Regions from separate parts of the Homo sapiens genome. Here region 1 is linked to region 2. A link is a contact called in ENCODE Hi-C or POLR2A ChIA-PET data. All regions are on one chromosome and are shown on one strand. Each heading gives the region's core, a stretch centred on a gene start or an enhancer-like site at or near the end of the contact. The rest is flanking DNA. Distances are from core to core; before and after follow the strand shown. Region 1 overlaps LOC124900954 (a long non-coding RNA gene). Region 2 has its middle 44 kb from the start of ZFR.

The links. Hi-C counts contacts between places; a loop is a spot of excess contacts on that map. ChIA-PET counts read pairs that join two places held with the same protein, here RNA polymerase II (POLR2A). Pooled maps may share reads with other maps.
Region 1: a map of HepG2 shows a loop between it and region 2 (9-fold over the local background). The contact joins two enhancer-like sites. A Hi-C loop is called at or near these places in 9 of 168 maps with a recorded cell type or tissue (CD4-positive, alpha-beta T cell, CD4-positive, alpha-beta memory T cell, Caco-2 and 4 more), 22 of 37 single-sample maps with no recorded cell type and 15 of 50 pooled maps. POLR2A ChIA-PET finds 5 or more read pairs at or near these places in 19 of 52 experiments (A549, A673, AG04450 and 15 more).

Annotation. Positions count from the first base shown.
Region 1 is chr5:32,520,656-32,526,972 of GRCh38, reverse strand. The region is part of intron 2 of LOC124900954 (a long non-coding RNA gene); the gene reads right to left. It also overlaps the pseudogene TMEM183AP2. Among named protein-coding and RNA genes, the nearest start is that of SUB1, 62 kb to the left of the region's middle. Within about 2 kb of position 4,077, at least 2 of the 41 ENCODE cell types and tissues checked have a DNase peak (open chromatin) inside an H3K27ac peak, as active enhancers do.
Region 2 is chr5:32,485,509-32,491,674 of GRCh38, reverse strand. No RefSeq gene overlaps it. Among named protein-coding and RNA genes, the nearest start is that of ZFR, 44 kb to the right of the region's middle. Within about 2 kb of position 1,799, at least 2 of the 41 ENCODE cell types and tissues checked have a DNase peak (open chromatin) inside an H3K27ac peak, as active enhancers do.

The sequences.
Region 1 (6,317 bases), core at 2,828-5,327, 33 kb before region 2:
AGGTTATGAATTTTAAGGAAGAAACAACAGAGGTCATGTGACAAGCATTCTTTTACTTCTTTTTTTTTTTTTTTTCAATCCTGGCTGACCAAAAAAAAAAAAATCCTGGCTGAGAACTGTCTTGTGACACTCAGGGGAGGAGGGATTTTGTGATATACAGGTGAAGAAGGGGAAGGTTTTCATGAAACTGAGGTAGGGAAGAAGGATTTCTTTTTTTTTTTTTTTTTGACAGAGTCTCCCTCTATTGCCCAGGCTGGAGTGCAATGGCATGATCTCAGCTCACTGCAAGCTCTGCCTCCCGGGTTCACGCCATTCTCCTGCCTCAGCCTCCTAGTAGCTGGGACTACAGGCGCCCACCACCACGCCCGGCTAATTTTTTATATTTTTAGTAGAGACGGGGTTTCACCGTGTTAGACAGGATGGTCTCGATCTCCTGACCTCGTGATCCGCCCGCCTTGGCCTCCCAAAATGCAGGGATTACAGGCGTGAGCCACCGCGCCCGGCGTGGAGAAGGATTTCATGTTATTTCACAAATAGGGAGAAACACGATTAGAAGTGAGTAAGTTCAAAAGTCTGGCTTCAGGTGGGGCATGGTGACTCACGCTTGTAATCCCAGCACTTTGGGAGGCCAAGGTGGGTGGATCACCTGAGGTCAGGAGTTCGAGACCAGCCAGGGCAACATGGCAAAACCCCGTCTTTACTAAAAATACAAAAAAATCAGATGGGAGTGGTGGCGCGCACCTGTAATCCCAACTACTCAGGAGGCTGAGGCACGAGAATCACTTGAACCCGGGAGGTAGAGGTTGCAGTGAGCTGAGATCATGCCATTGCACTCCAGCCTGGGTGACAGAGCCAGACTCCATCTCAAAAAAAAAAAATCTGGCTTTGGTCAAATGGGCTGATAGCATGCATATCAAATAGGACACAGTGTCCAGCAAAATTGTAAAAAGCTGGGGTTTCGCTAAGATTTTAACTCTTTCTCTCACGGGGAGTTTAAGTAGTGTGAAGCTCTATTGTGAGGTTGTTTCCCTTCATCAGTAGGTAAAGATAGTGTTGCGCACAATTAGATTTGAAATGATTCCAAGACTAGGGGAAGTTGGCAAAGGGTTTTAGACCAGAGACTGGTATTCCAAGCTGAAGAAACAGCATAGTGAAAGCCATGCAGGCGTGAGGGAGCACTTGGCATATTCAAGTAATTGGATTGCTTGAAGGGTAGGATGAGCAAGGGAAACAGTGAGAGATAAGATTAGAAAAGAGTCAGGGGCCACAGCAGGAAGGGCCTTCTGCACCATGTTAAGGTATTTGGGATCTTATAAATGATCCAGAAGTCAACAGTTCACTTCATTCCGAACGATGGTCCAAAGCCGAACCCGATCCAATTACCTTGCAAGTTCAAGTCACACATTTCAAGGAATCACCAGGCAAAGGTAAGCTGCAAGTTCACCATTTGCTCAGGCAACATTCCTTATCAGTTGGTCAAGAGTGTTAGCTAACATGTTATGAAAAACAGCACCTTATTACTATTGGATCCGCCATCACCAATATTTATTTTGTTTGTACTACTGAAAGGAGTGGTTGTGTGGCTCAGACATCCTCACTCATTTCTTGTATTGATTGTGTGATTACATGTTCTCTTTTTCTCTAGATCTTTCTACCTTCTCCTTTATAGTTGCCTTGGCACCTTCCACTAACCATTAAATGTTGATTCATTCTCAAGCCCTTTTCTCACCCTATGCTCTTTCTCCCTATGTGATTTTATCTAGCTTTGTGCTTCCCTTGCTATCCATGTCCTGAAAATTTATTTATTTGTTTGTTTATTTATTTATTTTCTTGAGATGGAGTCTTGTTCTGTTGCCCAGGCTGGAGTGCAGTGGCTCAATCTCGGCTCACTGCAACTTCCGTCTCCCAGGTTGAAGCAATTCACCTGCCTCAGCCTCCTGAGTAGCTGGGATTGCAGGTGACCGCCACCGCACCCGGCTAATTTTTGTATATTTAGGAGAGTCGGGGTTTCGTCATGTTGGCCAGGCTGGTTTCAAACTCCTGACCTCAGGTGATCCGCTTGCCTCAGCCTCCCAAAGTGCTGAGATTACAGGCGTGAGCCACCACACCTGGCCAATGTCCTGAAAATTTAAAAAGCTATTCCACCCGAATTGTCACCTGAGCTCTAGGCTGCACTTCCAACTGTTTCCTGGCTTCTGACCCTTCTGTGACACATGCACCTCAAACTCAGCATGTCCAAAACAAAACTTTGAGGGGCCAGGCGCAGTGGCTCATGCCTGTAATCCCAGCACTTTAGGAGGCCGAGGCAGGCGGATCACAAGTTCAGGAGATGGAGACCATCCTGGCTGACACAGTGAAACCCCGTCTCTACTAAAAGTACAAAAAATTAGCCAGGCGTGGTGGCGGGTGCCTGTAGTCCCAGCTACTCAGGAGGCTGAGGCAGGAGAATGTTGTGAACCCGGGAGGCGGAGCTTGCAGTGAGCTTAGATCGCACCACTGCATTCCAGTCTGGGCAACAGAGCGAGACTCCGTCTCAAAAAAAAAAAAAAAAAAAACTTTGTATCTTCCTTTCCTCCACCAATATCTGCTCCTCCCTCCTTCCTTCAGCTGTTAATGACAATCAGTCACCTGATCTCCCAAATTAGACACTTAAAGTCATCTCTGATGTCTCCTTCTTTGTTACTTCCCACATCTAATCTGCTGCTCAAATTTGTCCATTTTTTTCTTTCTTTCTTTGAGACAGGATCTCACTCTGCTGCCTAGGCCAGAGTACACTGGGGCGATCTCGGCTCACTGCAGCCTGGTCCTCCCAGACTCAAACAATCCTCCCACCTCAGCCTCCCAAATAGCTGGGACTACAGGCACACGACACCACAACTGGCTATTTTTTTAATGCAAATTTTTACATTAAAATATGTTTATAAATCATAGTAGTTGTTTTCCCTCTTGATTCAACATTTCTCCCTCCCCTAACAGGAGCCCTAGAACCTGAAGAGCATGTACATTACTAACCAGATATATAATCCAGCCGCCCTGTCCAAACTGGAATCTGATTACTAATGGACTAGAATCGGGGCTGCCCCCAAGGGATGGGAAGCAGTAACTACGCTCTCAGGGAGAATGGGTACTGAGGGTGCCATCAGTCAAAGAGCCGAAAGCTGTGCACTGGGTCCAGGATGACTTGCACACCCTGTTCACTGCACAGTTTCCGACCACCATGGACAGGGGAATCTTGAAACACCAGTCTCACTCAATGATGCCGTATGTCCTTGCTCACATTGATAGTAAAGAGAGTAAATATCATTCTCATGACAATCGGAATGAAGATGAAATTGAGGGTGGTGGCCTGCAGTAGGCAGCAGTCCCGGTGTGGATTGGTATGAACATCTTCGTACTGAACAGGGGGCTGCAATCCTCCTGTACACTTGCTCTTTAACCTGTTTTTTTAACTTGAAGTTGAATTTCCACATTGGTTCCTGTCTGTTCCCAACAATATTTCTGCACCAGAAAAGTAAGCATTTGGAATTCTTTAATGTGCTGGGGGTGCTTGGATTCTTGGAGATTGGAGCAGCAAATGGCTCATACATATATGGTACAGAGATCGGATCACACAAGCCCGGAGACAGCGCAGCTTCTCCATTGACTCTGGTCGCAGACGCAAAGGCAGGGAAGCATCCAGCGTGTAGTGCCTTCGGTACAACCTTGTCCAAAAGGCAGCAGTGCAAGTGACAGTCCGAGCATTCTTACAAATCAGGGAAAAATTCACAATGTCCTCAGGACAGATATAGGAGGCCAGCAATAGCCAAATATCCATGGGATACTCTTCTCCTCCAGCCCCGTCCAGTTCTTCTTTGTGCCTCTTGCTTTTCTTTTTTCTGGAGACAGTTCTCTCACAGATGCTTTCCTCCTGGGCATCGTCTCATCACCGCTGTCGATGATGTCACAGGGCTCACCAGCCCCAGAAAGAGCTTCCTCTGCAGGAACCTGAGAGGCTTCCAAGCCACAAAGAGATTTTACTTCCTGCTGAACAGCGTTGGCTAAGGCTTTCTTGACTCATCCAGACCTCACGACCGCTGGATCCGAGTTGGCGTAATCCACCTCAGTCACTTGTCCAGAGCAGGCGTCGTGGGCCCAGAACTTGAGTCGCTTTCCTCTCTTGGGCATGGCGACCGTATCGGGGCGAGGCCTGCCTAGCTGGCCGGGCCCCCGGGCCATGTCTCCGGCCCGGCTCCGTGGCCTTCCCACACCGGAGGCCGCTAACTCTCCCACAACTGGCTATTTTTTGTATTTTTTGTAGAGACGGGGTTTTGCCCTGTGCCCAGGCTGGCCTCAAACTCCTAAGCTTAAGCAATCCTCCCGCCTCAGGCTCCCATGAGCCACTATGCCTGGCCAAATTCGTCGATTTTTAAACCTAAGTTTTCCCCTTTTCCTCATATACTTGATTTCACATCTTCATCTCTCATCTGAACTATTGTTTCATCATAGGACTTACCGCTCTCTGCAGTGATTTATTCAGATTACATCTGTGTTGAGGAGTAGGCACCGGATGGATGTTCTGTGGTGCTAGTTCTTACCCATGTATGTATGAAACCTGGGCAAACCCCATAGTTTTTCATTAATTCTAAGAGTTAAAAAATATTCCGATCGCGGCCAGGCGTGGTGGCTCACTCCTATAATCCCAGCACTTTGGGAGGTCAGGGCAGGCAGATCACTTAAGGCCAGGAGTTCAGGACCAGCCTGGCCAAGATGGTGAAACCCCGTCTCTACTAAAAATACAAAAATTAGCCAGGCATGGTGGCTCGTACCTGTAATCCCAGCTAGTCGGGAGGCTGGGGCAGGAAAATCATCTGAGCCTGGGAGGTGGAGGTTGCAGTGAGCCGAGATCGCGCCATTGCACTCCAGCCTGGGCAACAAGAGCAAAACTCCATCTCAAAAAAAAAAGATAAGAAAGAAAATATTCTGATTGCTTTCAGCCACAAGAAAAACTAATGTTATAAATTAATATGTCTCATGCAGTATAATCATCGGAACTCTTGACTTTATGTCAACTTGCCTCAGCGTGGCCTGCTCAAGGCAGAAGCATGCAGTCAAGGAGAGGGTGATTGTCTGCTTCTCTTTTTCCTCTGGGAGCCTCTCCTCCACAGCCCGCACTTTCTGGGACTTCTGACCCTCCAGGCTTGGAGTTTCTCTGAACATGTTAAATGATTTGAGCTGATGCTTCTCTCCTGGTTACTCCGATGGGCTGGCCAGGAAGCTGTCTGACTGCTCCTCTTCACTTGGAGTTGGGGAATGGCCTCTGCTTTGGTTTGTCATTCATCACCCTTGGCAACCTTAGCATGGGGTGGCCGTCTCCACACGGACTGTCTCTCTGTTGTGTCCCATCGTACTCTCAGGCAGTCCTCTTGGGCAAGATCTCTTTTTCTCTTTTTTAAAGACAGGGTCTTGCTATGTTGCCTAAGTTGGAGTGCAGTGGCTATTCATAGGTGTGATCATAGCTCGCTGCAGCCTCCAACTCCTGGGCTCAAGTAATCCTCCCGCCTCAGCCTCCCAAGTAGCCAGGACTATAGTCACACCCCACAGTGCCAGGCAAAATCTCTTTTTAAATGATGCCAGGTCAGAATTCATACATCAGTTTTCACCTCTGGTCCCAGAAAATAAGCACCTTAGACCCACTGCTTGGGGAGTGCAGCTGCTTCTAAGGCAGCCTCGCAACCTTTTTTTTTTCAATGACAACTTTATTGACATTTAATGCACGTATCATAAAATTCGCCACTGAAGCACATTCCATGGGTGTTAACATATTCACAAGGTTGCGTAACCATCCCCTCTCTCTAATTTCAAATATTTTCATCACTCCAAAAAGAAACCCCTGACCCATTAGCAATCATTCTGCATTCCCTCCTTCTTCTAACCTCTGGAAACCCCCAATCTACTTCCTGTTGCTATGAATTTTCTTATTCTGGACATTTCACATAAGTGCAACTGTACAAGATGTGGTCTTTTGTGTCTGCCTTCTTTAACTTAGCATTATGTTTTCAAGGTTCATCCACACTGTAGCATGAATCAGTATATCATTCCTTTTTATGACTGAAAATATTCCATTGTTTGGAGATACCACATTTTGTTTATTTATGTTTGTTTATTGATGGACATTTGGGTTGTTTCCATTTGTTGGCTATTATGAATAATGCTTCTATAAGCATTCATGTGCAAGTTTTCGTATGGACATATGTTTTCATTTCTCTTGGGCATATACATAGGAGCACAATTGCCTGGTCATAAGGTGACTCTATGTTTAAATTTTTGAGGAACTGCCA
Region 2 (6,166 bases), core at 550-3,049:
ATTTGCTTCTTAGGGTAAAAGATCATAACTATGTAATGAGAGGTAATAAGCAAATCTTCTCCAAGGTCTGAACAAGAGCTCCATTTTCCCAAGGGGATTTGCACTTAAAAAGAAGATCTAAAAACAAAACAAAAATCCCACACGAATCAAGCTGTATTTGGTGAAACTCTAGGAAGTGCGACTAAGGAGTTTTCCCGCACTATGGAAAGTAATTTTTCAGAGGTGCTCTGCAGATAGAATCAACACTGTTGGGCATTGCACTTGGGGTTTCTGGGTGTTTCTAAGTGGCAAAGAGCAGGGAATCCTCAGATTCTCTTCCAGAGTTTCCATTTCTCCATCTAGATGGCTCCCAGCAGTGCTGAGTCCAGCTTCTGTAGCTCCCAGTGGGGCTGAGTCCAGCTTCTGTAGCTCCCAGTGGGGCTGAGTCCAGCTTCTGTAGCTCCCAGTGGGGCTGAGTCCAGCTTCTGTAGCTCCCAGTGGGGCTGAATCCGGCTTCTGTAGCTTCACAGCCTCTCCTGTCCATCCTCAGGCCCAGCTACTGGCTGCTTTGTTTTCCACAGGGCAGCTTCCTGGGCTATGTGACCTTTGTCTCGGGGTAAGGTCCTGCCTGAATCCTGGTGCAGAAATATTATCCCTGGGTGTCACATCTCCCCTCTTGCCTCGCCCCAGGAGGCTTACCTCTAATCTCAAATGTAATGTATAGCCATAAGAAATCAACTAGGGGACCACGTGTGGTGGCTCATGTCTGTAATCCCAGCACTTTGGGAGGCCAAGGCAGGTGGTTCACTGGAGGCCAGGAGTTTGAGACCAGCCTGGGCAACAAGGTGAAACCCCGTCTCTACTAAAAATACAAAAATTAGCCGGGCATGGTGGCGCACACCTGTAATTCCAGCTACTGGGAGGCTGAGGTGGGAGGATCACTTGAGCCCAGGAGGCAGAGTTTAGCTGAGCTGGGATCATGCCACTGTACTCCAGCCTGGGCAACAGAGTGAGACCCTGCCTCAAAAAAGAAAAAAAAAAAGAATAAAGAAATCAACTAGGGAACTTATTAAAAATGCAGATTCAGGATTCCAGATTCTGATTCCTTAGGTTGGGATGCAGGCCAGAAAGCTGCATTTTTACAAGCAGCTCAGATGCAGGCAGGAGGCAGTCTTTACTTGGAGAAATAGTGCAAAGGGAGATGGGGTGAGCTATTAGCATCACCCACTCTCTTAAATCTCCGCTCTTTTCTAGTAAGCTCTGACTCTGTTATTGATGCAGCTGGGCCATCTGCTCACAACCTCAAAACGAAACAAATGAAACCAACAAACAAAAGATGGAATGCTGCTTCTAGGAATTTCTGTGCCATTTTTCTCTTTTCTTTCTGTTTACAAAGGGATGGGCCTTTTTTGTGATGTAGTCTTTAGTGACAAAACTGAGGACAAATGATACCCTCCTCTCCCACTCAGTTTTTGCCATATTTGCAGAAGGCTGATGATGTGGCCTGAAAGTAAACACATAAGAAAGAAGCAGCAGCCAGCTCAAAGAATTATCAAATGAAAGCTAGGACAATCAAGAGTTAAACGCAATTGTTAACGCAGTGACTGTTATAAACTTGGGTTAGAACCAGCAGCCGTAGGGGAGAATCAATAGTCAAAATGACATAATCTATTTGGCCAATTGAAGGGTTCATTTCTATGGCCTCTGGGAAGAGGCACAGAGCCCCCCACACCTGGAAGTAATTATCCCAGCCTGGCCTCCTGCCCAGGCCCAAGTCACTTCTCTGACCGAAATCCATGCGCCCTCTCGTGGTGGAGGTAAAGGACGATAGAAAATTGAGAGTTGTTATATTCTTGCATTTCACCGCTCTTCCATTGGACACCCAGACAGAGCTTTTTTAAGGATCTGCAGGTGCAGAGTCCTCCTCGAAGCTGCAGCAGGACCGTGTGAGGTAAAGAAGCTGCAGCAGGACTGTGTGACAGGTAATAGTGTCCTCGCTCTGGTGGCATCCCCAGATTTAGTCTATGCATGTCAAACATTAGTTGGGTACTTTGATACTTCACAAATGCAGACATTGAGCAGCTGTGCTTAAAAGCACAGTTCTTTCTGGCCCAATTCTATACATTAAACCCAGTCAACCCACCGGTGCATGTCACAGAAAGCAGTGAATAAAAATCAAGCCCCGGCCAGGCCCGGTGGCTCACGCCTGTAATCATAGCACTTTGGGAAGCCGAGGCAGGCGGATTGCCTGAGCTCAGGAGTTCAGGACCAGCCTCGGCAAAATGGTGAAACCCCGTCTCTACTAAAATACAAAAAAAAAAAAAAAAAAAAAAATCAACTCCCAAATTCAGCCTGGCACCCAAACTTCAATCCCAATCCTGCCTGCCCAGCTTCCCCAATCCTATGCGGGGTCTGCTTTTCTAGCCCAACACTCAGCCCTCATTATGGATCCCAGAATCTGCTCCCAGGGCAGGAGCTTTCATTCACCCTGCAGCCCTGGGTTCCACGTGGCTGGCATATCCATCCCTCCTCTCCTACAATCCCAATCAGGGAAAATCTCACAACTCATAACCTGAAAATAATAGAAAAAGACCTCAGAACCTTCAAAAGGGGCTATCCATTAGTCAGACACTCTACTCACACACATGATTTTTTCATTTTTAACTGTAAATTACAGAGACATATTCTACTGTTTTAAAAATTCAAATCCAACATACAGAAGCCATTGTTATTCCTGAACTTTCTATATGTTTTCACATACATAAATGTACTAGAGAAATATTGAGTTTTATTGTTTGTGGAGCTTTTTATTAGCATAAATAGGATGATATTATATCTGTCTTCTTTTTCTTTTACAGCTTGATTTTTTTCTTTATATATAAATATATATAAATATATATATATATTTTAAACAGGATCATGCTCTGTCATTCAGGCTAAAGTGCTGAGGCATGATCATGGCTCACTGCAGCCTTGACCTTCTGGGCTCAAGCAATCCTCCTGCCTCAGCCTCCTAAACTGCTGCAATTACAGGCAGGAGTCACCATGCCCAGCTTACAGCTTGACTTTTTAAATTAACAATAAGATATGTTTTATCAATAAACCTTTCCATGTACATTTCTCTGAAGCCATTTAGTTCTTTTTTTTCTTTTTCAGATGGAGTCTCACTCTGCTGCCAAGGCTGGAGTGCAATGGCATGATCTTGGCTCAATGAAACATCTGCCTCCCGGGTTCAAGCAATTCTCCTGCCTTAGCCTCCCGAGTAGCTGGGATCACAGGCACATGCCACCATGCTCTGCTAAATTTTTTGTGTTTTTAGTAGAGATGAGGTTTCACCATGTTGGCCAGGCTGGTCTTGAACTCCTAACCTCAAGTGATCCACCCACCTCGGCCTACCAAAATGCTGGGATTATAGGAATGAGCCACAGCGCCTGGCCTACTTATTTCTCTTTAACTGCTGCATACTACTCCATAGTGCTTAGAAAGCCAAAATAATACTTTTTTCTGCCTTTCCTAAGTCTGGAATCAATGGAGGAATAAGAAAATGGAGGCAGACAGATATAAATCAAAAGCTGACAGTGTTGTTAACAAGCTGATGGGAAAACATAGTTTAAGGGTGCATCTAGAAGGACTTGCCAATATTTTACCCCTGAACAAATACAGACTTACCTGTTGGGCCACAGGCATCCCTGGACATCCAACATGTGTGTGAAACAGGCTTCAGAGCTTGCCACAGAGCAGGGCAAAGGCCAGAATGATCTCCAAGCAAACATCGTGGAAGACGGCAGGGAAAGAACTGAGCAAAGGTGCCCAGGCCCTTGTACTTAAGTCACCAATCAAGCAAATTAGTCCTCTTCTCATAGAGATGAGTGAGTGGATAAGGAGTGGGAGAGAGAACAGGAGTGTTACTCTAGAATATAACTGAGGCCAGGGAAATGGAGATTCCCCTAAACATTTTCCAGATTTTCAGTCGTGCAACCCTTTCAGCTCAAAAATCTGCCAGAGCACAGCTAACTCCCCCTTCCTCCTGGGAGAAGAGATCAGGCATGTACCAGAACGTTCCTGGCTTCTACATTCATGAATCTATTCCCTCAATACCAGCCACTGCTCTTTTGTAGATCTGTCTCGCGGACAGTTTATATTTTGGCCTCAGCAGACTCTAATATGGGTTAGAGCAGCCCATTAACTTCCAGACCATGATATTACCTAAGCCAAAAATGTGCTCCATATTCTGTTTCCCATCAAAAACATGCCCGGTCATATTGTCCAATGTAACTCACTAAAGGTTATACAATTAAATAAAATGACCGCAAAAAGCTACTCCTTTCAAAAATGCAATACCTAACACAATATAGCCCATATATGAAAAACTCACACCTGGCATCATATTAAATAGTGAAAGACTGAAAACTTTTCTTCTAAGATCAGGAACAAGACAAGGATGCATGTTTTCACCACTTCTGTTCAGTAGAGTACTGGAAGTTCTACCGGACCAATTAGGCAGGAAAAAGAAATAAAAGCCATCCAAATTGGAAAGGATGAAGGCATCTGTTCACAGATGATATAATCTTACACTTAGAAAATGATAAACACTCTACAAAAAAACAGAACTAATAAAATCAGCAACATTGCAGGATACAAAATCGACATACAAAAATCAGTTGCATTCCTGTACATTAACAATAAACAATCCAAAAAAAATTAAAATAATTTCACTTACAATAGCATCACAAAGAATAAAATACTTAGGAAAAAACTTAACCAAAGAGATGAAGCACTTGTATATTGAAAACTACAGCTGGGCATGGTGGCTCATGCCTGTAAGCCACCAGTGAGCAAAGATGGTGTCACTGCACTCCAGCCAGACCTTGTCTCAAAAAAACGAAACAAGGCCCGTGCAGTGGCTCACTCCTGTAATCCCAGTACTATGGGAGACTGAGGCGGGTGGATCACCTAAGGTCAGGAGTTCCAGACCAGCCTGACCAACATAGAGAAACCCCATCTCTACTAAAAAATACAAAATTAGCCAGGTATGGTGGCACATGCCTGTAATCCCAGCTACTCAGGAGGCTGAGGCAGGAGAATCGCTTGAACACGGGAGGAGGAGGTTGCGGTAAGCTGAGATCGTGCCATTGCACTCCAGCCTGGGCAATAAGAGCAAAAATCTGTCCCAAAAAAAAAAAAACAAAAACAAACAAAAAAAACCTACAAAATGTTGCTGAAAGATTTAGATTTAGACATAAATAAGTAGGAAGACATCTCATGGATTGGAAGACTTAATATTGTTAAAATGTCAATATACCCAAAATGATCTACAGACTCAATGCAATCCTTATCAAAAGCCCAATACTGTTTGTTTCCTTGTTTGTTTATTTTTCAGGAAAAGAAAAATCCATCCTAAAATCCCTATGGACTCTCAGAAAACCCCGAATGGCCAAAACAACCTTAAAATAGAAGAATGAAGTTGGAGGTATCAAACTTTCTGATTTTAAATGATAGTAATCGCTGCTACAGTAATCAAGACAGTGTGGTACTGGCACAAAGAGAGACATATAGACCAACAGAATAGAATAGAGAGCACAGATATAAACTGTAAGCCCTGGCCGGGTGCGGTGGCTCACACCTGTAATCCCAGCACTTTGGGAGGCCAAGGTGGCCGGATCACTTGAGGTCAGGAGTTCAAGACCAGCCTGGCCAACATGATGAAACCTCGTCTCTACTAAAAATACAAAAATTAGCTGGGTATGATGGCGTGTGCTGGTAGTCTCAGCTATTCGGGAGGCTGAGATGGGAGAATCACTTGAACCTGGGAAACAGAGGTTGCAATGAGCTGAGATCATACCACTTTACTCCAGCCTGGGTGACAGAGTGAGACCCTGTCTCAAAAAAAAAAAAAAAAAAAGAATTAAAATAAACTGTAAGCCCTTACATACATTAATATAATCAAATGGTTTACAACAAGGATGGGAAGACCATTCAATGGGAAAGGGACAGTCTTCTCAACAAATGGTGCTGGAAAACTGGATATCCATATGCAAAAGATTGAAGTTGGAGCCTTCCCTAACACCATACACAAAAATTAACTCAAAATGGACCAAAGCTCTAAGTGTAACAGATAAAACTATACAGCTCTTAGTAGAAAACACAGGGGGAAAGCTTCATGACATTGAATTTGGCAATGATTTCT